2 separate regions of the Homo sapiens genome follow, and region 2 is linked to region 1. Evidence: read pairs that join two places in POLR2A ChIA-PET (ENCODE). Cell type or tissue: CD4-positive, alpha-beta T cell. All regions are shown on one strand. Each heading gives the region's core, and the rest is flanking DNA. Links, peaks and the distances in the headings are about the cores only. Region 1 overlaps GRAP2 (GRB2 related adaptor protein 2). Region 2 has its middle 11 kb from the start of RPS19BP1.

What was found. ChIA-PET counts read pairs that join two places held together with the same protein. Peaks named below come from ENCODE experiments on the same cell type or tissue, not always from the same donor. Only the 100,000 strongest peaks of a DNase experiment are listed, where the experiment ranks them.
Region 2: POLR2A ChIA-PET joins it to region 1 with 5 read pairs; 4 of 35 experiments call an interaction of 5 or more read pairs at or near these places.

Annotation. Positions count from the first base shown.
Region 1 is chr22:39,971,313-39,986,758 of GRCh38, reverse strand. It overlaps GRAP2 (GRB2 related adaptor protein 2), which reads right to left. Exons shown (of 8, transcript NM_004810.4): 8 at 13,038-15,446. Among named protein-coding and RNA genes, the nearest start is that of FAM83F, 16 kb to the left of the region's middle. In CD4-positive, alpha-beta T cell, for the core only: no CTCF peak of the experiment used is centred there; no DNase peak of the experiment used is centred there.
Region 2 is chr22:39,536,155-39,551,600 of GRCh38, reverse strand. No RefSeq gene overlaps it. Among named protein-coding and RNA genes, the nearest start is that of RPS19BP1, 11 kb to the right of the region's middle. In CD4-positive, alpha-beta T cell, for the core only: no CTCF peak of the experiment used is centred there; a DNase peak (open chromatin) is centred at 8,270.

The DNA of each region.
Region 1 (15,446 bases), core at 4,632-7,131:
GTTTAAGTGATTCTCCTGTTTCAGCCTCCTGAGTAGCTGGGATTATAGGCACCTGCCACCACGCCTGGCTATTTTTTGCACTTTTAGTAGAGATGGGGTTTCACCATATTGGTCAGGCTGGTATCGAACTCCTGACCTCAGGTGATCCACCTACCTTGGCCTCCCAAAGTGCTTGAAGGGACAGGGGAGGATATTCTAGGTAGTAGCTGATGGTAGGGAAGCAGGAAAGTTATGTTCCAGCTCTAGAACAGACCTGGTACTGAGAGAGTTGAGTGGATGAAGAGTGAGTGAGTGACTGAGTAAATGTAGTGCTTAAGGTAAATGCAGACTAAACCAACTGACTCGTTTAGGTCATGGTGTGTGTGTGTGTGTGTGTGTGTGTGTGTGTGTGTGTGTGTGTGTGTGTACATGTGTGTATGTAAGTACATGTATGTGTATGTGTGTACCAGTGTGTAAATATGTACATATATGTGTATTTCAGGGATGGGAAAATGACAAGGAGCCAGAAATACAAGTTGTCTCACAGATGCTCTTGAGTGCGTGAATTCCAGGCTGAGTTTGCATTTTGTTTTCAGCTGGGAGCCATGGAAGGCTGGGAAACTGGGGAATGGCAGGATAAAAATGATGCTTGAGATGGATGCACCTGACCAAGAGCATGGGCTGGACCCGAGGTAGGGAGAGCCCGCGGTGGGCTCCAGTGACATTTAGCATTACAGAAAGAGGGCTGCTCAGGTTCTGAGACTAGGGAAGTTTCAGAAAGGAAGCCTCGGGGAGGCATGGGGTCTTTTCTTGCTTTCTCTAGGTAGCCACACAGGAACAGAGAGTCTTGGAGCAGAGGTTCCTGGCAGGCTGTGCAGGCAGCGCAGGGCTGCTTGGGTGAACAACTTCACCCACATGACAGAGGCGGAGTGCTTTTGAGTCAGACACACCTGACTCAAGGGAGTGCCTCCCCGCTTTATGGCTGGCAGCACCAGAAACATTTTTAGGCAAAGTTTAAAGCAGCTCTGACCCCAACCAAGAGGCCTGGGCTAGAATTATTTCCTTAGTGTTAGTTCAGCCTTGTCCTTGGGGCCTGGAACCTGGACATTCCAGGGCACAGGACCTGAGTGCACTCACCCTTTTAGGGCAAGGCTGGCAGAGAGAGCACCCGTCAGAAGAAGGTTCAGCAAGGCTGCTTGCTCTAGGCTGAGGGTGGAATCAAAGATGACTTTGTGAAGGGGGTGGCCTTTTCCCTGGCCTTGAAGGCTGGCTAGGATGTGAACAGAGGTAAATAGAAAGGAAGGAGGCCCCTAGGTGGAGGTGGAGGGACCTATGTGAGCACAGTTACCGAAGAAGGAGAAAGGTGCAGGGGTCGAGGGCAGGTGCAGGGCAAGGTGCAGGGGTTGAGGGTGGCCCAGATGTCTTGCCTCCATGCAGCCCCACCTCCAAGAGGCAGCTTGAACCCCAAGCTGGGGGTGGCAGGGGAAGGGCATTCTAGTAAAGCCAGTGACTGATCTGGGTGGGATGCCTTGCAAAGCAGTGGAGAGCCACCAGAGGAAGTGACCCGGGATGCCTCTGACACCCCTGCCTAACCTGGCATTCTCCCTTCAAAAATTATTCCTTTACTTGGCCAACACCCTCAGCACTCTGTCCCTTGCAGGTGGCCATCACAGGACAGGTGTACCCTGGAGGAGGGTGGGTGAGGTGAGGGAGGGGAGCTCTCCCAAAGTTGATGTGCTGTGTTGGCAAGTTATCAGTTTGATGGGTGCAGAGAGATTACCCCGGGGAGGGCGGAACACAGGACAGGCAAGTTTCAAAGGGAAGGAGGCTGTTGCAGCAACAAGTCCCACTGGGGTGGGGCAGGGAGGGGTGAAGAAGAGGCTGTTTCTGCCAAAAATGGAAAGTAGTTATGGGTGAGGTAGAGGCTGGGCAAGACTCCTGGGAGGGCCAGGAACCTTAGGAATGGACCAAGTTTCTTCTCTTTTTTTTTTTTTTTTTTTTTTCTGAGATGGAGTCTCACTCTGTTGCCCAGGCTGGAATACAGTGGGGCGATCTCGGCTCACTGCAACCTCCGCCTTTCAGGTTCAAGTGATTCTCCTGCCTCAGTGATCAAGTGATTCTCCCTACGCGGGAGCTCCCTCTCCCAGCTCCCAAGTAGATGGGAATACAGGTGCGCCACCACACCCAGCTAATTTTTGTATTTTTGTAGAGACAGGGTTTCATCATATTGGCCAGGATGGTCTCGATCTCTTGACCTCATGATCTGCCCGCCTCAGCCTCTCAAAGTGCTGGGATTACAGGCGTGAGCCCCCACGCCCAGCTGAGTTTCTTCTCTTCATGCCCTGTTGCTTGGCCTGGGCCATAGGAATAAAAAGAATGAAGAAAGCAGTCATGATGTCTCTCCCACTTGCTAGGTTCTTACCAAGTAGTTCCTATAATTTTGTTTACTTCTCATGACAACTCAGTGCTATTATCCCCAGTTCTCTAGATCAGCTCAGAGTGGTCAAGAAACTTGTCCAGGCTGATAGCGTAAGTAGCAGAGTCTGGACTGCAGCCCACGTGTTTCTGACTCAAAGCTTGTGACTTTTCCACCTCTCCACATTGCCTGGAGGAGAGAAGAGAGAATAGTTAGAAAGGAGGGGAGGGACAGGGTGTACAGCTCAAGGGTGGGGTTTTCTCTGCAGGGCCAGAAGGTTCTTGAATGCCCCAGAGCAAAGCTGTTAGCTGAGAGACCACTGACCCTGACACCCTAGAGAGGCTCACTCTATATGTAAAAGATGTGAATTTCTCCTTCTGCTCCCAGCCAGGAGAAAACTCAGTTGTTGAGTGGGGATGGAGAATGTTACCTGATATGATGACTGCAGCGTCCTTAGCCACACTCAGACATTGCCCTGTTTGTCATGTTTGTATGGTGGTGGGGAGGGATCAGGAGTGGCCAAAACTTAAAACTGGACCCTGGAGGTGGAGACCGAGAAGGAAGTGGGAGTAAAGACCAGCTTCTGGGGGTGGGATGGGGTCCAACCTGTCTTCGGGGATTACAGGGGCCTCCTGTGACTGTGGGTACAGATGGTGGTGGGGGTGTTGTGCAGCCAGCAGGAGCAGGGGCTCCGGCACAAGGTCATCAGAGTGCTGAGTGGGTGACATGCATGGTGGGAGAGGGAGCCACCACTGCATCATGGAGATTCGGGCGTGTAGACAGGAGGATGGCAGCTAGTGCTTGGAAATGTCATATGGATTCTGGGAATGGGATTGGCATGAACAAGGCAGGTGAACGGGGAGCTGGGTACTGCACTGGTCCCAGCATCTGGGCCTGGGCAGAGATCTTATTGCAGAAGCAAGGGAAGAAGGTGGGGCTGGATCTCAGAATGAAAGAAGGAACAAATAGCAGACCCAAGAGGCTTATGCAGTGGCCCATATTGGAGGAGTCAGGATGGGTCCCAGCAACCTAGAGAGGGCTGGGCCTGTGCCATGGCTCCATCTGGGGCAGAAGGACCAGCAGAGCCCAAGAACTGGGAGACCCTGTCTGAAAGGACATCATGCTTTAGCAAGCTGGGTGTTTTAGGGACACACATTGCATCCTAAGTTTTTTTTTTAGGAAGCCTCGGTTCAGAAGAGGACCTAGGGAGCCCCAGGACTTGTGAATATTGATGTCAGAAGTGAAATTTCTCCTAGCAGAAGGGAGAATCTCTATAACTTTTTTTTTTTTTTTGAGGTGCAATCTTGCTCTGTTGCCCAGGCTGGAGTGCAGTGGCACGATCTCGGCTCACTGCAATCTCCACCTCCCAGGTTCAAGCAATTCTCCTGTCTCAGCCTCCCAAGTAGTTGGGATTACAGGTGCCCCCCACCATGCCTGGCTAATTTTTGTATTTTTAGTAGAGACAGGGTTTCACCATCTTGGTCAGGCTGGTCTTGAACTCCTGACTTTAGGTGATCCGCCTGCCTTGACCTCCCAAAGTACTGGGATTACAGGTGTGAGCCACTGCGCCCGGCCAATTTTTTTTTTTTTTTTTTTTTTTTTTTTTTTTTTTTTTTTTTTTTTTTTAGACAGGGTCTTGCTCTGTCGCCCAGGCTGGAGTGCAGTGGCGCCATCTCGACTCCTTGCAGCCTCCACCTCCCAGGTTCAAGCAATTCTCCCACCTCAGCCTCCAGGGTAGCTGGGATTACAGGGGCCCACCACCATGCCCGGCTAATTTTTGCTTTGTTTTGTTTTGTTTTGGGATGAAGTTTCACTCTCGTTGACCAGGCTGGAGTGCAATGGTGTGATCTCAGCTCACTGCAACCTCCATCTCCTGGATTCAAGTGATTCTCCTGCCTCAGCCTTCCAAGTAGCTGGGATTACAGGCGCCCGCCACCATGCCCAGCTAATTTTCACATTTTTAGTAGAGACGGGTTTCATCATGTTGGCCAGGCTGGTCTCAAACTCCTGACCTCAGGTGATCCACCTACCTCAGCCTCCCAAAGTGCTGGGATTATAGGCATGAGCCACCATGCCCAGCCAATTTTTGCATTTTTAGTAGAGACGGGACTTCACCATGTTGGCCAAGCTGGTCTTGAACTCCTGACCTCAGGGGATCTACCCGCCTCGGCCTCCCAAAGTGCTGGGATTACAGGTGTGAGCCACTGCGCCTGGCCTATAGCTTTTATTTATCCTAATAGAGACACAAGCTTGCTAGTTTCTCTATTTTTTTAAAGAAAAAACTTTTTTGTTTTTGTTTTTTTAGACAGAGTCTCGGTCTGTCGCCCAGGCTGGAGTGCAGTGGTGCAATCTCGGTTCACTGCAACCTCTGCCTCCCAGGTTCAAGGGATTCTCCTGCCTCAGCCTCCTGAGTAGTTGGGATTACAGGCGTGTGCCACCACGCCCAGCTAATTTTTGTATTTTTAGTAGAGATGGGGTTTCACCGTGTTGGTCAGGCTGGTCTCAAATTCCTGACCTCATGATCTGCCTGCCTCAGCCTCCCAAAGTGCTGGGATTACAGGCATGAGCCACCACGCCTGGCCTTTTGTTTTGTTTTGTTTTGTTTTTGTTTTTTAAGATAGGGTCTTGCTCTGTCACTCAGGCTGAGTGTGGTGGCACAATCATAGCTCACTGCAGTCTCAAACTCCTGAGCTCGAGTGATCCTACTACCTCTGCGTCTGGAGTAGCTGGGACTACAGGCAGGTGCCTGTATGTACCACACCTAGCTAATTTAAAAAAAAAAAATTGAGGGCCGGGCGCTGTGGCTCATGCCTGTAATCTCAGGACTTTGGGAGGCTGAGGCAGGCAGATCACTTGAGGTCAGGAGTTCGAGACCAGCCTGGCCAACATGGTGAAACCTGTCTCTACTAAAAATACAAAAATTAGCTGGGTGTGGTGGCACATGCTTGTAATCCCAGCTACTAGGGAGGCTGAGGCATGAGAATCGCTTGAACCCGGGAGGCGGAGGTTGCAGCGAGTGGAGATCACGTCACTGTACTCCAGCCTCGGTGACAGAGTGAAACTCTGTCTCAAAAAAAAAAAAAATGTTTTTTGTAGAGACAGAGTCTTGCTATGTTGCCCAGGCTAAGACATAAACTTAATGCATTCCTTTTCTGCACCCATCTTGAGTCACTCCTTGCCGAAGAGGTGTCTGAGGATCAGTGCTCACTGAGGGTATGCCATCCACATGCATCAGTGGTTTAGAGCAAGAAGTGACCCAGCCTTTCCTTCATTTTACTAGGAGGAAACTGAGGCCCAGAGGGGTTGAGAGACTCCCCTTAGGTCCAGGGGCTCAGGAGAGAGTGGGGACAGAATCCCAGCTGCAGACCCCCCAGCCAGTGCTCCCTTCCTCTGTGCCCCCCCACCCATCTGGACTTTCCATGGTAACTAAGCCTCCTCCAGTGTGGGAAGCAGTTACCTAGCAACTTCCCATAACCAGGTTAGAGCCGAGGGAGTGAGATACCACATGCTGCCTGCCCTGGGGAATTTAGATGTGTAGAAATGGGATCGCCCACGTCATAGTGTGGCCACAAATGACCCTGCATAGAGCCATGCCTGGAAGCCCCTGTCGGGGAGAGTCTCACATCAGGATCAGTGAGTCTCAGGGATGACGGCACAGTCCTGGGCTGGCTGAGGCGTCCACCCCTGCAGTGGATGCAGGGCCCCACTGTGTACAGTGCTGGTTTCTCTGAACAGCATGGAACCTGTCCCCATTGACCTGCTGGCTCAGTGTGGATGGGGGATCCACAGAGGAAGGCTGATGGAAAGGCTGTGTCTGTGTCCTTGCAGGCGTCTCACTGTGGCGGGGGGAATGGCAGGGAAGCTGTGCTCCTTCATGCTGCCTCTTGTTCCCTAATTATGTCAAGAAATGTTTATGAAATGACATGATTGTAAAGTAAGTGACTCTTCCTGTAATGTTCCCTGTATATTGGGTTTTGACAACCATCCGCCACCCCCACACGCTCACCTGCTTCTTCCTGTGGGCAGAGCCCTGCCTAGGTTCCCAGGTTCTGCCTCCTGAAGGGTCCTACCAATTGGCCTAAGCCAGTTATGGTGGCCTCATTCTCTTGGAAATGGCTGGTGTAAGAACAGCATGGGATCCAGTCTTGCCAGTGGGATCTGTGTGAATGGCCGCTGAAGGACCTCCAGGAAGGAAAGGGTTTCTCATTGAGTAGAATTGGGAGAGAATGTGCCCCTTCTCCATTAGACATTGTCACGTCTGCATGTGATGTCTGGAGCTGTAAGCCACTGAGAAGAGACACCACTGATGCTCAGAGACATCACTGATGCATTGTTGGGCCATTGTGTTAAGCCAGCCAATGGCTGTCTTGTCTCTGGACTTCTTGTGATGGGAAATCATGAGCCTCTTGTTGCTCTAGAGCCTTTTGGTCAGGCCTCTGTTTTTTTCGCCTCCAGCTCACTCACTTTGCACTTGTCTGAGTGGGCCACTTAATAGAGATGCCTTGACAAGTCTTGGTATTAAAGGTAAAGCACCCAAAGAAAACAAATGTCCCATATCTTCGATTTACTGACTAAATCAAAGATGGGACTCCCTGATCCTTTATCTCCTCAGTTGGAATTGAAATCCGACTAGCAGCTGCATGCCCAGCTCTCGCAGGTCTGAATAGACTTCTCCCTAAAGAGCCTGATGGCGTCCCTGGTATTCCCAGCATCTGGCACATTTCTTTCATTCATTCATTCATTCATTCATTCATTCACTCATTCACTCACTCACTCATGCGGTGGTGTGCTGGGGCTGGCTCCTATCTGCCCATGAAAAACAATTGTGTACATCTCTTCCCAACTCTGGATTCAGTGATGTCATGTTGGTAGCCTGAAATCTGCCATGGTGGGAGTTGTTCTTTTTTAAGTAGACTTTTTTTTTTCAGCAGTTTTAGGATCACAGCAAAATGGAACAGAAGACACAGGGAGTTCCCAAATACCCCCTGTCCCCACACACGCATAGCCTCCCTCACTGTCAACATCCTCCAGCAGAGTGATATATTTGTTACAATTGTTGAGCCTACATTGACACACCATAATCACCCGAAATGCGTAGTTTACATTAGGGTTCACTCTTCCTGTTGTGCATCCTATGGGTTTTGAAAAATGTGTCATGCCATGTGTCTATTGTTGTGGCATCACACAGAGGAGTTTCACTGCCCTAAAAATCCTCCGGGCTCTGCGTATTCATGCCTCCCACCCTCAACCCTTCCAACCACTGATCTTTTTACCGCCTCTCTAGTTTTTCCTTTTCCAGCATGCCATGTAGTTGAAACGGTACAGTGTGTAGCCTTTTCATATTGGCTTATTTCACATAGTAATATGCATTTAAGGGTTGGGTGCAGCATCGCATGCCTGTAATACCATCACTTTGGGAGGCTGAGGTGGGCAGATCACCTTAGGTCAGGAGTTCAAAACCAGTCTGGCCAACATGGTGAAACCCCGTCTCTACTAAAAAAAAAAAAAAAATTCAGCCAAGCGTGGTGACGGGCGCCTGTAATCCCAGCTACTTGGGAGGCAGAGGCAGGAGATTTGCTTGAACCAGGGAGGTGGAGGTTGCAGTGAGCTGAGATTACACCACTGCACTCCAGCCTGGGTGACAGAGTGAAACTCCATCTTAATAATAATAATAATAATAATAATAATAATAATAATATGCATTTAAGGGTTTTCATCTTTCATAGCTTGGTAGCTTATTTCTTTCTAAATACTATTCTATTGTCTGGAGGTACCACAGTTTATTTATTCATTCACCTATTGTAGGACATTTTGGTTTCTTCTAAGTTTTGGCAATTATGAATAAAGCCACTATAAATATCCATGTCCAGGTCTTTGTGTGGATGTTTTCAGCACCTTTCAGTAAATACCAAGGAGTGTGAATGCTGGATCCTATGACCAGCGTAAGTTTAGTTTTGCAAGAAACCGTCGAACTCTCTTCCAAAGTAGCTGTACCATTTTGCCTTCCCACCATCAATGAATGAGAGTTCCTGTTGTTTCACATCATCACCAGCATATGGTGTTGTCAGTATTATAGATATGGGGCATTCTTATAGGTGTGTGGTGATATTTCATTGTTTTAATTTGTATTTTCCTAATGACATATGATATTGAGCATCTTTTTATCTCCTCACTTGCCATCTATATCTTCTTCCATGAGCTGTCCATGTCTTTTGCCCATTTTTAAATTGGGTTGTTCATCTTCTAATTGTGGAGTTTTTTTGTTGTTGTTGTTGGTTTTTTTTGTTTCTTACTTTCTTTCTTTCTTTCTTTCTTTTTTTGAGATGGAGTCTTGCTCTGTTGCCCAGGCTAGAGCGAAGTGGCAGGAACTTGGCTCACTGCAACCTCCACCTCCCGGGTTCAAACAATTTTCCTGCATCAGCCTCCCAAGTAGCTGGGATTACAGGTGCCCGCCACCAAACCCGGCTAATTTTTGTATTTTTAGTAGAGACGGGATTTCACCATCTTGGCCAGGCTGGTCTCAAACTCCTGACCTCATGATCCACCTGCCTCGGCCTCCCAAAGTGCTGGGATTACAGGCGTGAGCCACTGTGCCCTGCCTATTGTTGAGTTTTAAGAGTTCTTTGTGTATCATAGTCCTTTATCAGATATGTCTTCTGTACATATTTTCTCCTGGTCTGTGACTTGTCTTCTCATTCTCTTGGCATATGGTGGGAGTGTTTACACCATAGAATTGGCAAATACCACAAGTTAGGGCTTCTTCTTAGAGAGAGCCAATTATTAAATCTTTACCAGCACGTCACTGCATCTAGGCATCAACCATTTATTGACTGCACTGCATATCTTTGACCTAAAAAAGATTTGGTCTAGCAGAGGAGGCAGATCAGTGAATCACTGACAATGGTGTTCTGAGTATTGGGATAGAGGGAGAACAAGGTTACTACAGGAACATAAGTGGGGGTGGGGGAACGGGGGCACTTACATCAACCATAATATTGGGATGGTTTCCCAGTGGAGACCTGGAGCCCTGAGCTAATGATTTCAAAGTAAGTAACAGTTGTCTGGACCCACGCTGCCCTATAAGGCAGCTCTTTGCCACATGTGGCAATTTCAGTCATTTATACCAGGCATATTTCAAGTATTCAATAGCCACATGTGGCTAGTGGCTAGTGGCTACCACATTGGATGGAGCAGATACAGAGCTTTTCCCTCATCACAGAAAGTCCTAATAGACAGCCCTTGTCTAGACAAAACAGTGGGAGAAAGCATTCCAGGCAAAAAGAACAGAATGTAGGAGACCAGAGGTCTTAGAAAACATGCCTCATTCTGGGAACCACAGATAGTTCTAAGGGACTGAAGTAAAGAGTGTTTGGGACTGGAGAGGTAGAAGATGTGGCTGAACGAACAAGGCAGCAGGCAGATCACAAAAGGCCTTTAGTGCGAAGCTAAGGAGGTTAAACTCCAGCCTGAAGACTATGGAGAACCCAAAGATTTGAGCAGGAGCTTGGTATCATCAGCCTGTCTGCGAATAAGATCTCCCTGACTGCGTTGGAGGCTGTATTACAGGGGGCCAGCCAGAAAGGCAGGGAGACGAGTGCTGAGACTATTGCAGTCATCAGGGAAAGAAGTGAGAGAGGTTTGAAGTAAGGCAGTGGCTGTGGAATGGGTGCAGAGAAGGGACAGAGTTGAGAGAATGTGAAGGACCCGATGGCTGATTGTGTCTGACCCTGAAGAGGTGCTTTGTAAATATTTGTTGACTTAATGAATGAATTACAGCAAAACTTAAAACAATAGAAGTGAGTGCACAGCTACTAGGCTTCTAGGTAGTATCTACTGCACAAATGGTGTGGTGCAGAGGACACCCTTGCCTTGGTATGGACAGGCTGAAGTGTTGACTTTAGACTGAGAAAACAGCAAATATTTTGACCATGCTAATCAGTCCCCAGTGTGGGCTGTTGTGTTTCAGGTTAGCTGTGAGCTAACGATGGCATGTAGGTACATTCCCCTTCTTTTGAGCTCAAGGAGAAAGAGGCAACAGGGAAGAGTGAGAAGAGAGAGACGGAGGGAAGGGTTGGTATCCCTTGTTCTGTCTGATGGAGGGAGGGCTCGGCTGAGAAGAGAGCCAGCTGTGCTCATGGAAGATGCTGAGGGAGCCAGGGTCCAAGCAGTGCCTCTCAGAATTGGGCACAGGCTGGCCATTCTCCCCTCTACCTCTTCCCCAATCTCCTTGTCATGTGGACTGCAGGGCAGATTTGGTGTCCTGAAGGATTGGGTCAATTCACCAGCAGATAAATGTGGTGCATAGTGGATCCGCAGCATCTGGGAAGGCATTGTCAGCAGAGGATGCGTGGGGCAACAGAACACTGGAACCAGAGTAGGAAGCGTGAGTATACTGGTGCCTAAACACGTGAGAGATAACAGCCTCCCTCTCTTGGCCTCTCAGAAGTTAACTGGAGGAGAATCCGAAGACAGTGGCTAAAGCTACTGGAACCTGGACATCATTGTAAATATGACCTTGTTTGCATCTACAGGTCTGTTAGGCCCAAGACAGTTGAGTTACAAAATGAGTAAATAGATGAGATGAAGCAGGTCCAATCATTCCTTCATTAGAAAAATATTTACTGAGCCTCTGTGTGCCTTGCATAGTGCTAGATGCTGGGTGTACAATGGTTTACAAAACAGAGGTGACCCCTGCTCCGTGGAGCTTACAGCTCCAAGTTCACTTGAACTTGGGAGGCAGAGGCTGCAGTGAGCTGTAATAGCCATACAGCTCAGTCTGGCACCATCATCTGTGTACGTGCTATTCAGGAAAAGCACAGGATTCATAAGACCATCTTAGGGGAAGGATTATTTTAGATTAGAGGGCAGGGGAGGACTGTTTGGAAGTGACATTTAAACCCAGACCTGGGCCAGGCATGGTGGCTCACACCTATATTCCCATCACTTTGGGAAGCCAGGGTGAGTGGATCACCTGAGGTCAGGAGTTCAAGACCACCCTGGCCAACATGGTGAAACCCTGTCTCTACCAAAAATGCAAAAATTAGCCAGGTGTGGTGACATGACCCTGTAATCCCAGCTACTCGGGAGGCTGAGGTGGGAGAATCACTTGAACTTGGGAGGCAGAGGCTGCAGTGAGCTGAGACTGTGCCACTGCACTCCAGCCTGGGCAACAGAGCCAGACCCCATCTCAAAACAAAAACAAAAACAAAAACAAAAACAAAAACAAAAAACAAAAAACAGAAAACAAAAAACCAACCCAGACCTGGAGATGAACAAGAGTTAGCAGGGTTAGCAGGGGATGTGCCTCCAGGTAGCAAGAATGGCAAGTGTGAAAGGTTTGGGGACAAATCCTTGGCCATTTGGAGGCTGAAAGGCCAGTGGGGCAGGAGCATAAAAGCAAGGGGCAGGGGAGGCAGAAGAGGAGGCTGAGGAGGGAGGCAGGGGCCGGACTTCACAGGGCCACATTAGGACTTTGGACTTAAGCCTAAATCCAGTGGGAAGGGGAGTGATGTGATCGGATTTATTTTTACAAAGATCGCTTTGGCATCTGTGTGGAGGACCAGATTACGGGAGAGAATGCAGGGAGAAAGGTATGAAAGCTGACAGTTGCCAAAGGAAGAGATGATGGTGGCATGGCCAAGGTGATGGAGTAAAGTGGAGGAACTGAGGAGGCATTTTTTAAAAAGCATTGAGACAATCAAGGTTTTTCTCACACACTTGCCTTGGTATAGAGGGGCTAAAATGTTGGCTTAGACAAGGCAAACAGTAAATATTTTGGCCATGCTAATCTGTCCCGAGTGTGGGCTGTTGTGTTTTAGGTTAGCTGGGAGCACAGTCCCCTGCCTCAACCAGGGCCACATCTGACCAGAGTCAATTTTATGACTGAAGATTTCCTGACAAAGCTTTTACAACTTCTGCAATCTCTGCTGATGTTTAAAATAATTACTATTAGGAAATAGTAATTATTATAGGAAATTCCTGTTTGCATTTCATCTGAATTCCTCTCACATTACATTTTTTTAATTCTAGAGATAAGGATGCTAAAATAATAAGTCACCTGGGTAGCCAAATATGAATGACGTCATAATGACCGTTCTGAATTGCATCTGTCCCAAAGCCAAAGTGACCTATTCGTTAGCAGCGAAGAAAAAATGGCCGAATATCCTCAGAAGAAGAGCCCAATTAGAGTTGTGCTCACTGCTAAGTTCTTTGCCTTTGCTCCTTAACATGTGGACCTAGCAACAGCACCCAGTAGCTTGTTAGAAATTCAGGACCAAGTTGGAAGCTGCATTTCAACACGGTCCCCAGGCAATTCGTAGGCACTTTAAATTTTGAGAAGCACCATGGTTAGATCACCCTAGGGCCATCTAAAAGTGGGTGGGCAGTGGCAGGTGCCAGATATTTGAAATGCGGTGAGGCACAGCAAGTGGTTAGGAAAACCCAACAACTGGTCCAACAGGACCTGGCTTTTCTCTGGAAGCTTCAAGTTCCCAAGTCACATAGAGTGTTGCAGCCAAACTCGGGGACAATGTGTTTGTTGGCTGCTGGTTCTGTGGCTGGTGAGAGGAGCTGGCTCAACCCTCCTCTGGTGCTGAAATGCTGTCAGGTAGAAACTAGGGCCCGTGGGGACACATGCGGAGGGGCTCCCCCTGGCAGCACCAGAGGCTGAGGGGGGTTGAGCTCTCTTTCCCCCTCCCCTCCATAATGTGGACAGTTTGGTTCTTGTCCTCTTTACCTGGCCGCTAAGAGCCCTCATTCCTTGTAGGTGGTTTGGGTGACTTTCCCGCTTCCTTCTGAATGGAGGCTGATGAGCAAGGGAAAGATGCTTTGGCATCTCAGTACAAAATACTCTTCAGTAGCTTTTGCTACAACAGAACACCGAGCTCCAGGGGTTCTGAAAGCTCTGCTCATACCGCCTGCCTACGGGGTCAGCTCCTGCAGGCCGATGACCCCTGTCACCCCCTGGTCTCGTTCTCACTCTCTACCTGAGGGGTATGCAACGCAGACACCAGACACGGCCTGGCCAAACAAGGACACTTTGTTTTATTACTGCTTTCCTGAGAAGCCTTTCAAGGCACAAAGTCTCCACCAGAATCGAATCACATACCTCCGTCTAACTAGAGCTGGTCCTCCCACATCATCAGACAACTGGATGGAGTTTGTGGGCTGTTTAAAGCATATGGTTTGTAAATACTGTAAAATCAAACATTACTTATGGCTTTTATTTACTGCAGCATTTCACATTACCTAGCACCAAAATAGCTGAGGAGGTCTTCTCTGCCTTTGTTCTTTCTCCTGTTCTTTTCCTTATGCTTCTTTGCTCCCTGCCTTCCGCAGCAGCGGTTTCTCTGCTCTGATTCTTCCTCTCCCCACTGCCCAGCCCTCCTCCTGCACCATCTGCCCACCAACTCCACACCGTTCTCTTCCCTGGCCCCACTCACCCTCTCCCTTTCCTCCCCCTGTGCCTCTCACGCTGCCCCTTGATCCTCCTGGATGTCTTAGCTACCTTTCCCTCTCTCTGCTTTCACTTCCAAAAGCTGCAGGTGCTCCTTACTCACACTCGACTCCCTCCTGCCTCCACCAGGCTATTTTCTTTTCCCTCCCAATACCCACCACAGAGTTCCTTTTTTCCTCTTTCCTCTAAAGGAAACATGAGGATCAGAGAACTGTAGAATCACAGTCACAAGGGACACTGCTTGTGCTACACTGGCAGTCACTTCTGAGTCAGAAAATCTTTCTTCTCCGATCACCTTCAATAACGGCTGCCCCCAACCCCATCCCTCCTTAGAGCAAGAGAGGTTGGGGAAGAGAAAACTTCCAGGCTCCCTCACCAACACTTTCACCCCCTTTCCTGTCTCAGCACACACACAGACACACAGATGCATGCACGCACATGTCCACACATGCAGGAATGCACACATATGCATACACAAGCACACATGTATACACACAGGAGTGCACAAATATGTGCGTGCAAGCACACATGTGCACACCTGCAGGGGTACACACCCATACCCACAAACTCCGAGTGCACTTGGTGCAGAACGGGTTTGCACCCGGCCTCCCCTAAGGCCCTGAGCTTCCTCTCTACTGTCTCCTTCGCCCCTGGCCAGGCTGACCTGTGCTGTGCACCTCCAGAGTGAGCCCTTGGACACATGATTCTAGCGTGATGGGATGGAGAGCGACAGCCATGGTGGGGTTCCTTGCTCCAGGTGCAACTCTTGGGCAGCAGGAGGACAGCAGTGGTCAGACTGAACAGGAAGCTGGTGTCAAAGCCAGCTTCCACCTGGGGTCATGTTTAGTCAATCAATTCATAGTCAGGCTCCTATCATCAAGTGGGCTTCTTTCCATGCCACTGGGCAAGGCATCTTCAAAAGAGAAAATCAAGAGGGAAAATGAACAGAGCCCTGAAGACATACCCTTGTAACCATAAAACAATGACTGTAAAATTCAGCATTCTCAGCTAGAGCTTCTTCAAGCACTTTACGGAATGTAGGATGCTATTTCCTTCATAGCTGGGGAAACAGAGGTTCCACTGAGTAAGCTGCTTGGGGATTGTGGAAAATCCCTCGATTTCCCAGTACTTCGCTCCTCACATTGAAACATTCATTTGAAAGACCCAAGGAATATTAATTTGAACAGAGATGAATGTCTCAGCTAGGTGTTGACTAGGAGGCCAGCCTTGCACAGGCAGGGTCTCTCCAACCCCGTCCTGCCTTCACATCCCCGCTCAGACTCGCTTGGCTGCCCGCAGCACTGGGCTGCACCTTAATTCCTAATGCAACAGTGCCCACCCCTTGGAGAACAGGAGGAGAGCTGCTCTGCAAGCCCTCCAGGTGAGCGGGGCTTGCAGGTCAGCTAGAACGTGCCCCACCAAGTTCAACCCCACCCTGTTGTTCTGTGTCCAGTGCCGAGGTGTGGTCTCTGCTTAGCTGTTCTCCGTGAAAATTCCCAAGACAAGGAGGAAGCAGTGACAGCTGAAGGCCAGGACAAAACTCCATTTCATTTCCCTGCCCCCCTCCCAACTCCCCCACTGCCTTCCACACACCCC
Region 2 (15,446 bases), core at 7,260-9,759, 440 kb after region 1:
AGGCAGTGGGCAGATCTGAGTTTTCCTAGCCAAGTATTGGAGGAAGGGCATCTCAAGCCAAGGGACAGCAGGAGCAAAGGCCCGGAGAGCATCAGGTTAAAAAAGACATGGGGGTCTGGGCGCAGTGGCTCACCCCTGTAATCCCAGCACTTTGGGAGGCTGAGGCAGGTGGATCATCTGAGGTCAGGAGTTCGAGACCAGCCTGGCCAGCTTGGTGAAACCCCGCCTCTACTAAAAATACAAAAATTAGTCAGGCAGGGTGGCAGGCGCCTGTAATCCCAGCTACTCGGGAGGCTGAGGCAGGAGAATCTCTTGAACCCAGGAGGCGGCAACCTAGGTTGCAGTAAGCTGAGATCATGCCATTGCACTCTAGCCTGGGCGACAGAGCAAGACTATCTCAAAAAAAAAAAAAAAAGAAAGAAAGAAAGAAAAGAAAATGACACTGGGGAAGAGGTGGAAGAGGGACCGGAAAGCCCAGCTTAGGAGCGACGGAGCCAGAGAGGAGAGTGGACGATGAAAAGAGGAAAAATCACCTTGAGGTGCAGGGGGTGGGGACCCTCTGCCCCTGCTGGCTTCTGTCCACCTCTGTCTCTGTCTCTTTGGGCGTCTCTCTCCTGCTTCCTGTTTCCCTTGCCTGGCTCCCTTCCTCCTTGGCGTTTCTCTGTCTTACCCTTTCTCTGGCTCTCTCCATGCCCCTCTGTCTCTCTGTCTCCCTAACTCTTCCTGTCTGTCTCTTGCTCTCCCGTCTCCCCGCTGTGTGTGTGTATGTACATCTCTCACGCACGTGTGCCCTCACACTCTTCCTTTCTGCCACTCCTGCTGCTTGGAGATAGAATAATAGAGCAGGCAACTATCCCTTTTATCCTCAGCTGGACAAAGTCCCGGCACCCGGGCAGTCAGGCTTCCAGGCAAACACCCTCAATGTCGCCATCAAGGAGAGACCATGAGGCCTGTGTGGTGGGAGTGGGTCTCAGGCTGGAGGCGCTGTAGTTGGCCAGGTCATTACTGTAAGCCTGGGCCCTGCCCTGTGGTCTTTCAAGCCCTGATGGCTTAGGATGGGCATTTGAGGGAGCAGGCAAGCTTTGCCCAGAGGCAGAAGAGGCAGCCTCAGCCTCCCGTGGCACTTGAATTCCACCGTCAGGGCTACAGTGCTTTCTTGCAAGGTTTTGATCATTGTTAAAACCAGAACCTCCTGGAAAGGATTATTCAGTCCAGTTTGCCAGCTGAGGCCAGTTCTGTGCCTTCGCCATATGTGGGTTTTGGAGAATATTCACCAGCCCTGCCCTCAGTTCGGCTGTGGTCTTATGGGGTTAGAAAAAGCTATCATGAGATGTTGCCACATAGAGAGTGCCTTTGCCTCCCTCAGGCCTGACTCCTCCAGGGCAACCCCAGGCAGAATCAGTGGTCCTTCCCTCCAAACTCCTGCCCTGTCTCCATGGCCCCCCTCTGTGCCACCCCAGCCAGACTGGGAGCCCTACAAAGCAGGACCCGTTTGTAGAGACCAGAGCTGGGCATAGAGGGAGTGCCAGCAGGTTTGCTGAAGGAATGAATGGGCAGTGATCCTCACACACAGGAGGCTGTGATGGGGCAGCTTTGCCTCTTCAGCAGCTACCCCCAAGCTCCCACCATGTGCCAGGCCCAGTTTGGGCCCTGGAGGTACAGCAGTGAGCAAAACAAAGTCCTGGTCCTCTTGGAGCTTATATTTTAGTGGGGAAGTCAGAAGATAAATAAGTAAAATATATAGTACCTCAGATTCTGATCTGCCTGTAGAGCAAATTAAAGCAGATGTGGTGGGTGGGGAGTAAGGATGGGGTAGGGGGAGTCTTGTCATTTTAAATGAGGTGGTCAGGGACATGGTGTGACTCAAATCCTAAAAAGCAGCCAGGCACAGTGGCTCATGCCTGTAGTCCCAGAACTTTGGGAGGCCAAAACAGGAGCATCACTTGTGCCCAGGTGTTCAAGATCAGCCTGGGCAAGATGGTGAGACCCTATCTCTACAAAATCATTTTTAAAATTAGCCAGGCATGGCCGGGCAAGGTGGCTCACGCCTGTAATCCCAACACTTTGGGAGGCTGAGGCAGGCAGATCACAAGATCAGGAAATCGAGACCATCCTGGCCAAGATGGTGAAACCCTGTTTCTACTAAAAATACAAAAATCAGCTGGGCATGGTGATGTGTGCCTGTAATCCCAGCTACTTGGGAGGCTGAGACAGGAGAATCTCTTGAACCAGGGAGTCAGAGGTTGCAGTAAGCCAAGATTGCACCACTGCACTCCAGCCTGGCAACAGAGCGAGGTTCTGTCTTAAAAAAAAAAAAAAAATTAGCCAGGCGGTCGGAAGCGGTGGCTCACGCCTGTAATCCCAGCACTTTGGGAGGCTAACGCGGGTGGATAACCTGAGGTCAGGAGTTCAAGACCAGCCTGGCCAACATGGCAAAACCCCGTCTCACTAAAAAGTACAAAAATTAGCCAGGTATGGCGGCGGGCGCCTGTAATCCCAGCTACTCAGGAGGCTGAGGTAGGAGAATTGCTTCAACCCAGGAGGCAGAGGTTGCAGTGAGCCAAGATCATGCCACTGCACTCCAGCCTGGACAACAAGACCGAGACTCTATCTCAAAATTAGCTGGGCATGGTGGCATGTGCCTGTACTAAGTGCCATGTGTCAGATATATACTCAGGAGGCTGAAACAAGAGGATAGCTTGATCCCAGGAGTTCGAGGCTGCAGTGAGCTATGATCACGACACTGCACTCCATCCTGGCAACAGAGTGAGACCCCATCTCTAAAAAAAGAAAAAAAATCCTAAAAAGCTTGCCCTCATTGCTATATAGAATAGACTGGGAGAAAGGTGTCACTCTGGAGCAAAAAGGCTGTGCAGGTTCCTTGGTTCCTGAAACAAAGGGCCCTGACATCTGCACCCACCTACCCAGCTGAGGACCCAGATATTTCTCCAGGCTGGCTGAGCAGAGCCTGGGGCTCCAGCTGTCCTGCCCGCCACCAGGCGCCTCTCTCAGCTCCTCCCGTCCATCTCTCATCTCTCACACACTCTCACACACTCTCTCCCTTTCATAAAACCTTTCCAGGAATCCCTTCATGGAGGGCAGAGGCAGGCCATGGTGGGGGATGTTAGGGAGGGATGGAGGAGGCAGATGCACACTCTCCGAGGGGGAGCTCCCTGCAGGGAGTGTCTTTGAAGATGTACCCTGAATGTGGGCATGGCCATCCACGGATTCAGATGAGGGGGGCCCTTCCAGTGGGGGGCCCAGCCTCCAATTCCATTTGAAAGTCGGCATAAATTATAAATAGACATTTGGGAAGCAGATGAGCCAACCCCTATGAGGCACAGACTTGAACAAGAGTCCTCAGGATATCCGGTGACTAGCGTGTCCTCACTACTCCCCCATGCCTGTGAATTCCCTGACTGCCCCCACCAGGCCCCAGCCTGCAGAGGGGAGCAGGTTCATCACACACCTCTGGCACATGCAGAGCAGGAATCAGAGAAACCAAGAAACTGGACCAAGGTCACACAGCAGAAAGTTACAGGGCAGGGCCTGAAAGCCAAGCCCATGCCCACCCCACTCCCCTTGCCCAGCTAGGTCCAGATAAGCCCAGAGCCTGCAACCACCTCAATCTCAGCCTGCAGAGGTCTGGGGGTCCCCTTGCACCCTGACCCCCCAGAGCAAACTTGGGGGTGGTCTCTGATGTTTAACTCAGAGTATTCACTTCCCAGGCATGCAGCTGCCCTCCCCCCAAGGGAGAATAAACACATGGAGACATTGACACACAATCTCACACTCCCACGTGTGCACACACAGATACACACACTGACACATTCACACAGACCCACAAACACCCTCACGTGTACACCCAAACAGATACCACTTTTGTTAAATACACTCTCACACCAAGATACAAAATCACACAAATACATTCACACTCCCTCTCAAGTACACACAGACACATCATGTTATTATTATTAAGTTCACCCTCACACAAACACAAGCACAAATAGATCCTTTCCCAAATGCACTCGAGAAGAGGGAAAGACATTGGTACTAGAGACAGAGGGAAAAGAGAGAGAGAGGAGGAAGATAGAAAAAAATCAAAGGAGAGGGAAGAGGAGGGAACTGACTGATGGGGAGGGGATGAGTTTAGAGCATCAAAGAGGTGAAAAATTGGGGGAGAAAGACAGGAGAGGAGAGGGGAGAGATGAGGAGAATGAGATAAAGAGATAAGGAGGCAATAAGGGAACCAAGAAGGATGAAGAGGAGTGAGAGGAGAAGGGAGCCTGTGATTGGAGCCTAACTTTAGCTGCAGCAGCAGTGATGACTCACACTTCGGGGGGAGCATTGAGCCAGCTCCAGGTTTCTGTTTATATTCCTCGATGAGCTAAATATACAGGCAAGGGGTTCTTCTGTTCTGGTCCAGCAGCTCCTGTGTTCTTCCTCCCACCCTCGCCTCCCCTCCCCTCTACACACACTCAGAGCCCCTGCCTCCTCTCCCTCTCCATGCCCACAGGGTGCTGCCTGTGCTCTCCTGCAGCCATTGGCACACATCCTAACCTGGCCCACAGTTCTTCCCACTAGGGAGTCAGTGCTAGGAGCTGACCATGGGGTTGGGCTCTGAGCTTAGAAATAACATGGTCCAAAGAGCCCCTTTCTGAAGCCAGGAAATCAAGTGGAAGGGGGCGATGATTGCCCAAGGTCACACAGCAGGCAAGTATAAGATGAACCACGCCAGTCTCCTGTGGCTGCCAGGCCAGACACTCCCCCAGAAGAAGGGAATGAAGGCCTGGGGTAGTGGGGCTGAGGACCCATGACAAGGGGCTGGAGAGGGGAGAGTGGGGTGTGAAGGGAGAAAAAACAAGAGCCAAGGCTTGCAGACCACAGAAAAAGTGGAAGTGTGTATGTGTGTGTATGTGTGCACATGCATGCACTCAAACTTGTTGGGGTAGGTGGAGGGGTGGTCAAGGGTCTTGGAAACAAAGGAGGGAGTGAATACCATTGGCAAATAATCTCTCGATCCCTGAGTCTAGGGATCCCCCTGCATCCTGACCCTCCAGAGAAAACTGGTGGGGAGGGTGGTCTTCGATGCTTAACCCACAGCGTTCACTTCCCAGGCACAGAGCTGCCCTCCCCTAAAGGAGAAGAAATCCACGGAGACACTCGCAGCCCCACATGTGCACACACACACAGACACAGAGACTGACACGTTCACACAGACCCACAAATCCCACAAACATCCTCACACGTACACCCAGATACTACTTGTATTAAATACACTATTACACCAAGGTACAGATTCACGCAAATACGTTCGCATTCCCTGTCGAGTACACACAGACACATGTATGTTATTATTAACTGTGGAGGGAGAGGTGGTAGGGGAAGGTGCAAGTGTGGTCAAGGGTCTTGGAAACAAAGGAGAGAGGGAATTTTATAGGAAAATTATCTCCAGATCCACAAGGAGCTCCTCCGACATCATCAGCACCCCCGATCCAGCTCCCTGCACCCCGACCTCCTGAGTCAGCGTTCAAGGCCTTTTGCTACCCAACAGCGGGTCATAAACCTACAAAACCTACAGAATAACTTCCTGAGCCAACCGCACGCCAACTGCGCGCCGGGCTGCTGTCCGTGGTGCTGAATTCCGCTTCGCCTCTCCGTGCCCTGGAAGGTGGCGATTCCCGCCCTAACCTCTCCCAGGAAGGAGTTCAGTAGGATTGAGGGAAGAGGCTGCGGCAGGAAGGAAGGGACAGGAGGAGACGAAGGACAGGGACGGTGAGAAAGGCAGCTCCTGCCAGGGGTTTTCAGGGAGAGAGAGCAGTGTTTGCTTTGACATCGCTTTCAAATAACCACAGTGACCAAGGAAAACACCACCAGCGAAGATGGCCGACAAGTCGGGGAACCACTGCAGAGGGAGACGCCCGTGTGCCCGGCTGTGCAAGGCTGGGCGAGTGTTGACACAGAAACGAATCCAGGCCGGAGGGGAGAGCCTGGGCGGGCTTGGAGTAATGTCCTCAGCTGAGCCAAACCAAAGCACTTCCAGTTTTCTCATGTTTTCGTTACCCATCTCGATGAAAAGGTTGTGAGTTTTCACACTGTCACAGAACAAACAGAGCTGTGACTTCCGTTTCCCAGGGTACGTGGCTGTTTCATGTTCTCCTGACAGCTCCATCACATTTCTGACAGTCTCTAAAATTTTGTTTTCCTCTGGGGAGGGAGAGGAGCACTAACCTTCCCTTCCCCTGGTCAGACAAAGGGGCCTCGTTGGCTGGCACACACCTGCTCCTCAGAGGTCAGTTACACTTTCCCTATCCCTCACTGACTCATGCCTCCAGGCCTCTGCACATGCTGCTCCCCCCAACCTGGAGTGCCCTCCTTTCTCCTTCGAGGCCCAGCTCCCCAGTGTCCCCCACTGGAGAGGGAGCTTCTGGAAGGCAGGAAATACCATAACTCATTGCAGCACCCCCAGCAGCTAGCACAGAGCCTGCCATACCGATTCACTTAGTTATCTGTCCTTCTATATGAGAAAAATACTTGGCTGAATATCCTAGGGTTAGGGTGGGGGTACAAATTGGTTCCTCGAACAAAAACAGTATCGCAGGTATTACAGAAGAAGAGATGTCCAAGTTTATGGATATAAACGTATTGCCTATAGCTGAGCATAGTGGCAAACGCCTGTGGTCCCAGCTACTCAGGAGGCTGAGGTGGGAAGATCACTTGAGCCTGGAAGGACGTGGGCACAATAGCTCACGCCTGTAATCTCAACACTTTGAGAGGCTATGGTGGGGAGATCATCTGAGGTCAGGAGTTCAAGACCAGCCTGGCCAACATGGCAAAACCTTATCTGTACTAAAAATATAAAAATTAGCTGGGCAGGCCGGACGCGGTGGCTCACGTCTGTAATCCCAAAACTTTGGGAGGCAGAGGCGGGTGGATCACGAGGTCAGGAGTTTGAGATCAGCCTGACCAATATGGTGAAACCCCATCTCTACTAACAATACAAAAATTAGCTGGGCGTGGTGGTGCGCACCTGTAATCCCAGCTACTCAGAAGGCTGAGGCAGGAGAATTGCTTGAACCTGGGAGGCGGAGGTTGCAGTGAGCTGAGATCGCGCCACTGCACTCCAGCCTGGGCGAGTGAGACTCCATCTCAAAAAAAAAAAAAAAAAAAAAAAAAAAAAATCTGGGCATGGTGGTGTGCGTCTGTAGTCCCAGCTACTTGGGTGGCTGAGGCTGGAGAATCGCTTGAACCCAGGAGGCAGAGGTTGCAGTGAGCCGAGATCACATCATTGCACTCCAGCCTGGACAACAGAGCGAGACTCTGTCTCAAGAAAAAAAAAAAAAGAAAAAAAGAAAAGAAAAGAAAAGAAGGCCGAGCACGGTGGCTCATGCCTATAATCCCAGCACTTTGGGAGGCCAAGGCGGGTGGATCACCGGAGGTCGGGAGTTCAAGACCAGTCTGACCAACCCCGTCTCTACTAAACATACAAAATTAGCTGAGGTGGTGGCTCATTCCTGTAATCTCAGCTACTCAGGAGGCTGAGGCAGGAGAATCCCTTAAACCTGGGAGGCGGAGGTTGCAATGAGCCGAGATTGCGCCATTGCACTCTAGCCTGGGCAACAAGAGCGAAACTCCATCTCAAAAAAAAAAAAAGGAAAGAAAAGAAAAAGAAACTTACTGCCTAAATCAACCTTAAAGACAATTGAATAGAATCTTCCCCCCCACCCTTGGTACCATTTTGCAGATGAGAAAACTAAGGCTGAGAGAGAAAAGGCCTCTTGCAAGATTGTCCAGGAAGACAGTGGTATCTGAGACTGTGGGAAGGATCTTTCTGAGCAGGAGGAGTGGGGGCCGGCTCTCTCTCTTAGGCCCCTGGGCTGGCCTGGGCCAAACACACCTCTCCGGAGAGAATCTTTGAGCCCAGCAGGAAGATGGCCCCACCTCCCCTCCTCCACCACTCCACCTGCCAAAGGATCCCAGCCATCAAATAATGAACGATTCCTAATTTACTTACAACTTTAATTCATCTGGGTCTCTGAGGAACTAGGGACTGGAGACTCAGCTGGAGTCTGAGAAACACTCAGTAATTCCCAAGAGGGAGGGAGGATTTCCTCTCCTGTTTCACAGAAGGGAGAAGGAGAGACTAGAAGCTCTCATTTTCCTGCAGAACTCTGTATACCACTGCTTCCCTGCAAGAAATCCCCCTTCAGACTTGAGCTTTGGGTCGGGGAGGCAGGGGGTAGAGAAAGTAAGGGACAGAGGAGAACGCCCCCACGTGGTACTGGAAAGCACACAGGGCTCGCGCACGCAGCCGGGGAATTGGTTGCAGATGGCCGTATGATCATAATCCTGGTGAGCGTTTCTTGAGGTCTTCTCTTGGCAGGCACTTTATCTGACTTAACTTTTGTTTTGGGGTTTTTTGTTTTTTTGTGTTTTTTGGTTTTTGTTTTTAGATGGAGTCTCGCCCTATCACCCAAGTTGGAGTTCAATGGCACGATCTTGGCTCACTGCAGGCTCTGCCTCCTGGGTTCAAGCGATTCTCGTGCCTCAGCCCCCTGAGTAGCTGGGATTACAGACGCATGCCACCATGCCTGGCTAATTTTTGTGTTTTTAATAGAGATGCGGTTTCACCATGTTGGCCGGGCTGGTCTTGAACTCCTGACCTCGTGATCTGCCCACCTCAGCTTCCCAAAGTGCCGGGATTACAGGCGTGAGCCACTGCCTGTGTGAGCCTGGCGGGATTGTTTTTTTTTTTTAAGATAGAGTCTTTCTCTGTTGCCCAGGCTGGAGTGCAGTGGCGTGATCATGGCTCACTGCAACCTCGAACTCCCAAGTTCAAGCAATCCTCCCACCTCGGCCTCTCAAAGTGATGTATTGGGTGGCTCACACCTGCAGTCTCAGCAGTTTAGGAGGCCAAGGTGGGAGGATTGCTTGAAGCCAGGAGTTTGAGACCAGCCTAGAGAACATGATGAGACCCTGTTTCTACAAAAAAAAAAGTTTTAATTAGCCGGGCATGGTGGCATGCACCTGTGGCCCCAGCTACTAGGGATGCTGAGGTGAGAGGATCATTTGAGCCCAGGAAATCAAGGCTGCAGTGAGTTGTGTTTGCACCACTGCACTCCAGTCTGGGCAACAGAATGACACCCCACCTCCTCCACATTCCAAACGGCCCCTGGCACATAGTAGCACTCAACAGATTTTTTTTAACCTAAACAAATGGTTTGACACTTATTCATTCATTCAACAATGGCATCTGGCACATAGTAGGTGTCATGCATCTACCAGGCACCACTGGGGGCTCCAGCCACAGCAGAGGAACAAGACAGACCGAAGCCCCAGGTGCTTACGTTCTGTGGGGAAAGACAGACAAGAAGCAAGATGAAGAAGTAAGCTGTGAGTTTGGGTGGGGGCTGGGGGGCGTCAAGGGCTGTGTCAATGGCTGCCACCTGTGGAGTAATTACTGCCCTGCCTGGCTGGCGGTTTCTCACCCCACCCTCCTGGCCACATTTTGAGGTGGGTGTGATTATTCTTTTCATTTCATAGATGAGGAAACTGAGGCAGAGGCAGGGTAAGTCTCTGGCCTCTGGTCATAGACAGAATCTGAACCAGGCCATCTGCCTCCAGAGTCCCTGCTAGAAGCCACCATGCTAACTGGGGGCGGAGGGTGGGATGTCTTAGACAATGCCCAAGCTGCCAAGCGCAGTGGCTCACTTGCATAATCCCAACATTTTGGGAGGCCAAGGCAGAGGATCACTTGAAGGCAGGAGTTCGAGACCAGCCTGAGCAACACAGTAAGATCTCATCTCTACAAAAAATCAAGGCCAGGCACAGTGTCTCATGCCTATAATCCCAGCACTCTGGGAAGCCTAGGCGAGTGGACCACCTGAGGTCAGGAGTTGCAGACCAGCCTGGCCAAGATGGCGAAACCCCGTCTCTACTGAAAAAAAATACAAAAATTAGCCAGGTGTGGAGACAGGCGCCTGTAATTCCAGCTATTCGGAAGGCTGAGGCAGGAGAATCGCTTGAGCCCGGGGCATAGAGGTTGCAGTGAGCCGAGATCGTGCCGCTTCACTCCAGTCTGGGCGAAAGAGCAAGACTCCGTCTCAAAAAAAAAAAAAAATCAAAAGATTAGCCAGGCGTGGTGGTGTGCACCTGTAGTCCCAGCTACTAGTGAGACTCTGTCTCAAAAAAAGAAAAAAAAAAAAAAAAAACAGAAAAAGAAAATGCCGAAGCCAAAACTCTTCCAAAGCTCTGTGTGCCTGTGAGCAGGGTTCCTTCACAGAGAGAGCCACACACAGTGTCACACAAGGCCCCACCCTCAGAAGGGCCTCATGCTTGGCTAATGCTCTGCTGTGGCCACCTCGAAATGTTTAACAATTTTCTAACAAGGGGCCCCGCCCTTCTTTTTTAGATGGAGTCTCACTCTGTCACCCAGGCTGGAGTGCAATGGCGTGATCTCAGTTCGCTGCAAGGTCTGCCTCCCAGGTTCAAGCAATTCTCCTGCCTCAGCCTCCCGAGTAGCTGGAATCACAGGTGCCTGCCACCACACCTGGCTAATTTTTGTATATTTTAGTACAGACAGGGTTTCACCATGTTCGCCAGGCTGGTCTCAAACTCCTGACTTCAAGTGATCTGCCTGCCTCGGCCTCCCAAAGGGCTGGGATTACAGGCATGAGCCACTCTCCCGGCCAAGCCCTGCCTTTTTATTTTGCTGTGGGCTCCACATATTACATAGCCAGTGCTGCCCTCAGGGTAACAATGCTTTGCCTGGTGTTCAGGCCCCCAGCTGGTTTCCTTCCCTGCCTCCCCTCCTTTCCAACTCTGGCACCACCAGCCCTTATCACACCAAGGCAGGGTCTCTCTGCAGGGACAGCACCACTCTTTTCTGTGTCTCCAAAGCCCAGCCCTGAGGGACAGAAAATGGAGACTCAGGGAGCATCTCCTGGGTTGGATACCACGGGCTGGAATGGACTGAACTGGCCCCCTGTTGGGGGTCTTCGTGGAGTTTGTTGGTCCAGTGTTCAACTCTTTTCTCTTTTCTCCTCTGAGCTCCTACAGTTCCCTTCTGGCCACATCCTGCCTCCTGGTCCAGGGCACCTCACACAGATGCAGCCCTCCGAACACACCTACCCAAGAGCTCTGGGGTTCAGGGAAGTCCCCCTGACCTCCTCAGGCCCTGTTCCCTGCACGCTCAGCTCTACCATGCAGGGTGAACAGGAGCACACTTTTGCACCTTCTCTCTGCTGGCCAAGGGGGCCCAGAGGGGCGGACTGTCCTAGGCTGGCACCTAGTACACGGTAGGGAGCCCAAGCCCCAACACTCATTCTTCTCTAAGTCCACCTCCCAGCGACCTCATGATCCCCAGGTGTGGATTCCTCTGTGGCTGAGGAAACCCCAGGGCCTGGAAGAAGGCTCAGCTCCTGGCCAGGGAAGTGGAGAGGCTGAGGCGCAGGCTTCTTAGTCCTTTGTGTTCTCGAAGGCTGAGCCCACAGGGGGAATGGTTTGGAAGACTGAGTGAGCATGTGACTTTGAAACTGTGGCAAAGCCTGTTGCTCCTCATTGTGCCTCTGTACCCCTCCTGTGATACAGACCATGCCAGAGCCCCAGCCTGGCTTCCCAGAGGGATCAAGGGGGACTGTCACGAGGGGAACTGGAAGATGTATTAGTCAGTACATGTTAGGCTATGCTATCAAAATTCTAAAATCTCAGAACTTTAATACAACAATAGTTGGGGTTTTTTTTTAATTTTTTTAGAGGCAGGGGCTCACCTTTGTTCTTGATGGGATGCATTCTCACCAGCTCAATGTTAAGAATGCAAAATTGGGCTGGGTGTGATGGCTCACAGCTGTAATCCCAGCACTTTGGGAGGCCAAGGCAGTGGATCACTTGAGGCCAAGAGTTCAAGACCAGCCTGGATGACACAGTGAAACCCCACCTCTACAAAAAATACAAAAATGAGCCGTGTGTGGGTCAGACAAGGTGGCTCACATCTGTAATCCCAGCACTTTGGGAGGCCAAGGCAGGCAGATCACGAGGTCAGGAGTTCAAGACCAGCCTGGCCAATATGGTGAAACCCCATCTCTACTAAAAATACAAAAATTAGCCAGGCGTGGTGGCGCGCACCTGTAGTCCCAGCTACTCTGGAGGCTGAGGCAGAAGAATCACTTGAACCCAGGAGGCAGAGGTTGCAGTGAGCCAAGATCATGCCACTGCACTCCAGCCTGGGCAACAGAGCAAGACTCCAACTAAAAAAAAAAAAAAATTATTCAGGTGTGGTGGTGCATACCTGTAGTCCCAGCTGCTCCAGAGGCTGAGGCAGGAGGATTGCTTGAGCCCAGGAGGCAGAAGGTGCAGTGAGCCTAGATCGCACCACTGTACTCCAGCCTGGGCAACAGAACAAGACCGCGTATATCCTTCCCCTCCTGGCACTTAGTATAAGGCCACAATCATGGAAGCCTAGGGGCTGAAAGGTCTGCACAGAACAGCTGTGCATGCTCTCTCTTTCTCTCTCTCTCTGTCATAATTGCTAATTTATAATTTATACTCTCAGCTATTTCTAAAGAGGATTTTTTAAGTGAAATAAAAGATCAGAAACCACTAGGGAATAGGCATGAGCTAGATGTACTAGAAAGTTGACATGAACGTTTATTAGAGCTGAATAATATAGGGATATAATACAGTCATGTAATAAATTACACTTAGGACAATTGAATAATAATTTCCAACCTGAGCTTCCTACCAGCAGAGGCAAAAAGGCCTCACATATTCACCTCTTGCTGCTTCTTTTGCCAGCTGTCTTTTCCCTTCTTAAAATTTCTTCTCTTTATCCTCCCTTGTTTTCAGATCCGCTGGGAGAAGAAAGACCCCCTCCCCATTTTCTAGGTATCCATATCCAACTTGCAAGGAAAGAACAGCATAAAGTTAAATGGTTACATGATTAGCAGGATGGAAGCTTCAGCCTGAAGAAATGAGTCTACATAGGCCTTAAAGGTACGTCCTACACCATCTTTTTGGCTCCTTGTCCACAGATGGAGCAGGGAGTAGGACTTGAAGGCAGGAGACAGCCTTGACCCCACACAGGGAGCGGTCCAGGCCTCCAGGCCTTGGCTTCAGGGAGTTCCCGGGAACCTCATTGGAAGGCAGACTCCCTTCCCTGATGGCTCATACATTAATTCACTGAATCCCCAGGACGGGCGTGCAAGAGAGGACTTGTTATCTCCAATTCACAGATAGGGATACTGAGGCCAAGAAGGAGAAATGATTTGTGCATGGTTACCCAGCTCCCTTTCCCTGAAGACATGGCCTCAGGGCAGGAGCCCCCCAAGCTGTGGATGAGATGCTCAGAGTTCTGAGCTGGGGAGGAAAGGGGCTTCTGGGCAGGCCCCAGCTTGGTCTGGAAGGATCAGAAGATGGAGACTTGCTCCTCTCCCCAACCACCCCACAGACGCCAGTTGCTATGACAACAGGGCCTCCCTTCCAAGGGTATTGGTTGGAAATTTGCATTTTAATGGAGACATAATTAGAATTAAAGGACGGAGATTAGAAGGGACAGAACTCTCCCCAACCCCATTCTAGCCCCTTGGGAGCCAGAACCCCCACCACAGAGATCTTGAGGCCCCAGAACCACCCACTCCCCACGCCCTCCTCTCCCAAAGCCCTATAGGGATATTTTCTCTGCGACAAAGTGCTATGTCTGTCCCTACTGCCCAGATGGGGATAGCAAAGCCCAGAATAGAGGAGGGACTTATTCTAGATCTTACAGCGAGGTCAAGTTCCCAGAGCCAGGTGACATCCGCTCTGCCTAAGGACCTCCCATCTGACCCCAACCTACTGGTAAGGTCTTTGGGTACAAGTTGGCTTGAGGAAGGGGTGCTTGCTTGCTAAGGGGCCCCCAAGTTCTCCCCTCAGTCTTCCAAGCTCACCCTTTCCTCTTCCTGTAACCTCTTAACATCTCAGTGGCCCTGGGGACCTGGCAGGACTGGGGACTCCGCCCCATCTTTCTCCAGGGACTGGGAGGAATGTACCCAAGATCACACAGCAGGCCAGGCACTGGTGGCTCATGCCTGCAATCCCAACACTTTGGGAGGCCAAGGCAGGCAGATCACCTAAGGTCAGGAGTTCGAGACCAGCCTGGCCAACATGGTGAAACCCTGTCTCGACTGAAAATACAAAAATTAGCCAGGCACACCGGCGGGCCTCTGTAATCCTAGCTACTCGGGAGGCTGAGACAGAAGAATCGCTTGAACCCAGGAGAAGGAGGTTGTAGTGAGCCAAGATCGCGCCACTGCCCTGCAGCCTGGGGGACAGAGCAAGACTTGCTCTCCAAAAAAAAAAAAATAAAAACAAAAAAAAACAAAAAAAAAAAACTTCACACAGTAGCTTAATGGCAGAGCCGCATCTTTGGCTGGTCAGGGTGGAGACATTAAAAAGACCCCACCTTTGACCCCCACCCGGGGGTTACTGGCTGACCCCATATCTCCATGGATAATTTCCAGTAGCTTCTTCTGTGTCTTCATTATACCCTTAAAATCAGGCATGCCACTATTTCACCATTCACATGATTGGAAAGAAGCCACTTGGCCTCTGCCTGGATGCCCTGAGGGGGCTGCTGTCCCTGGGACTGGTGGGTGCCACCCTGAACCCTGCAGACCCTGGACGACAGAGACTCACACTTGCTGAGAGTGTAACACGAGCATGTGGGCACCGCCAGGCCCAACGGAGCCCTTCATTCACCCCAATGCCCGCCTCCTGCACGTGGAGCAGCTCCTGGTTCACGCTCAGCAAATGCTGGCTGGTTTTTCTCCTATTGGCTGCTCCGTCAGTGGTATCAGCAGGTATTTATTGACTGCACAGATGAATAAATGCCAGGCCTGGTGCTGAGCACATTTCATGCCACCTCACTGCACCTCCAACAGACCCCAAGCGCCCCCTCGAAGCTCAGAAAGGTGAGGTAGGTGCCCAGGTCACACATCTGCTAAGCGGCAAAGGCGGCGTCTGAACGGGAATCAGCGACTCCAGGCTGTCAGGTGTTACTCCCTGTGGCCTCCAACCTAACCGTGTGTGAGCACAAGAGTGTGGAAATCCAGAGGCGACATACAAGTGCAGGTCACACCCACAGATGGGGGCCCAGGTCCCACCGGCACACTGCTGTCCACAGAGCAATCACTGATTCACAAACTAGAGTGCTTATTCTGCGTCCAACGGAATTCCAAATGCTCAACCCTCGATCCTCACAGCAGCCTTATGAGGTAGGGATTATTATCATAGTCAACTCATAAACGAAGAAACCGAGGCACAGAGAGGTTGTGGGACTTGCCCAAAGTCACACAGCTAGTAAGTGGAAAAGCCAGGATGTACAGCCTGGCTCTGGAGCAAGTGCTCCCTTCATACCACAGGAGCCAGGAGCTCCGGGCGCCTCCCGCCTCGGCCCTGTATGGAGGACTGGA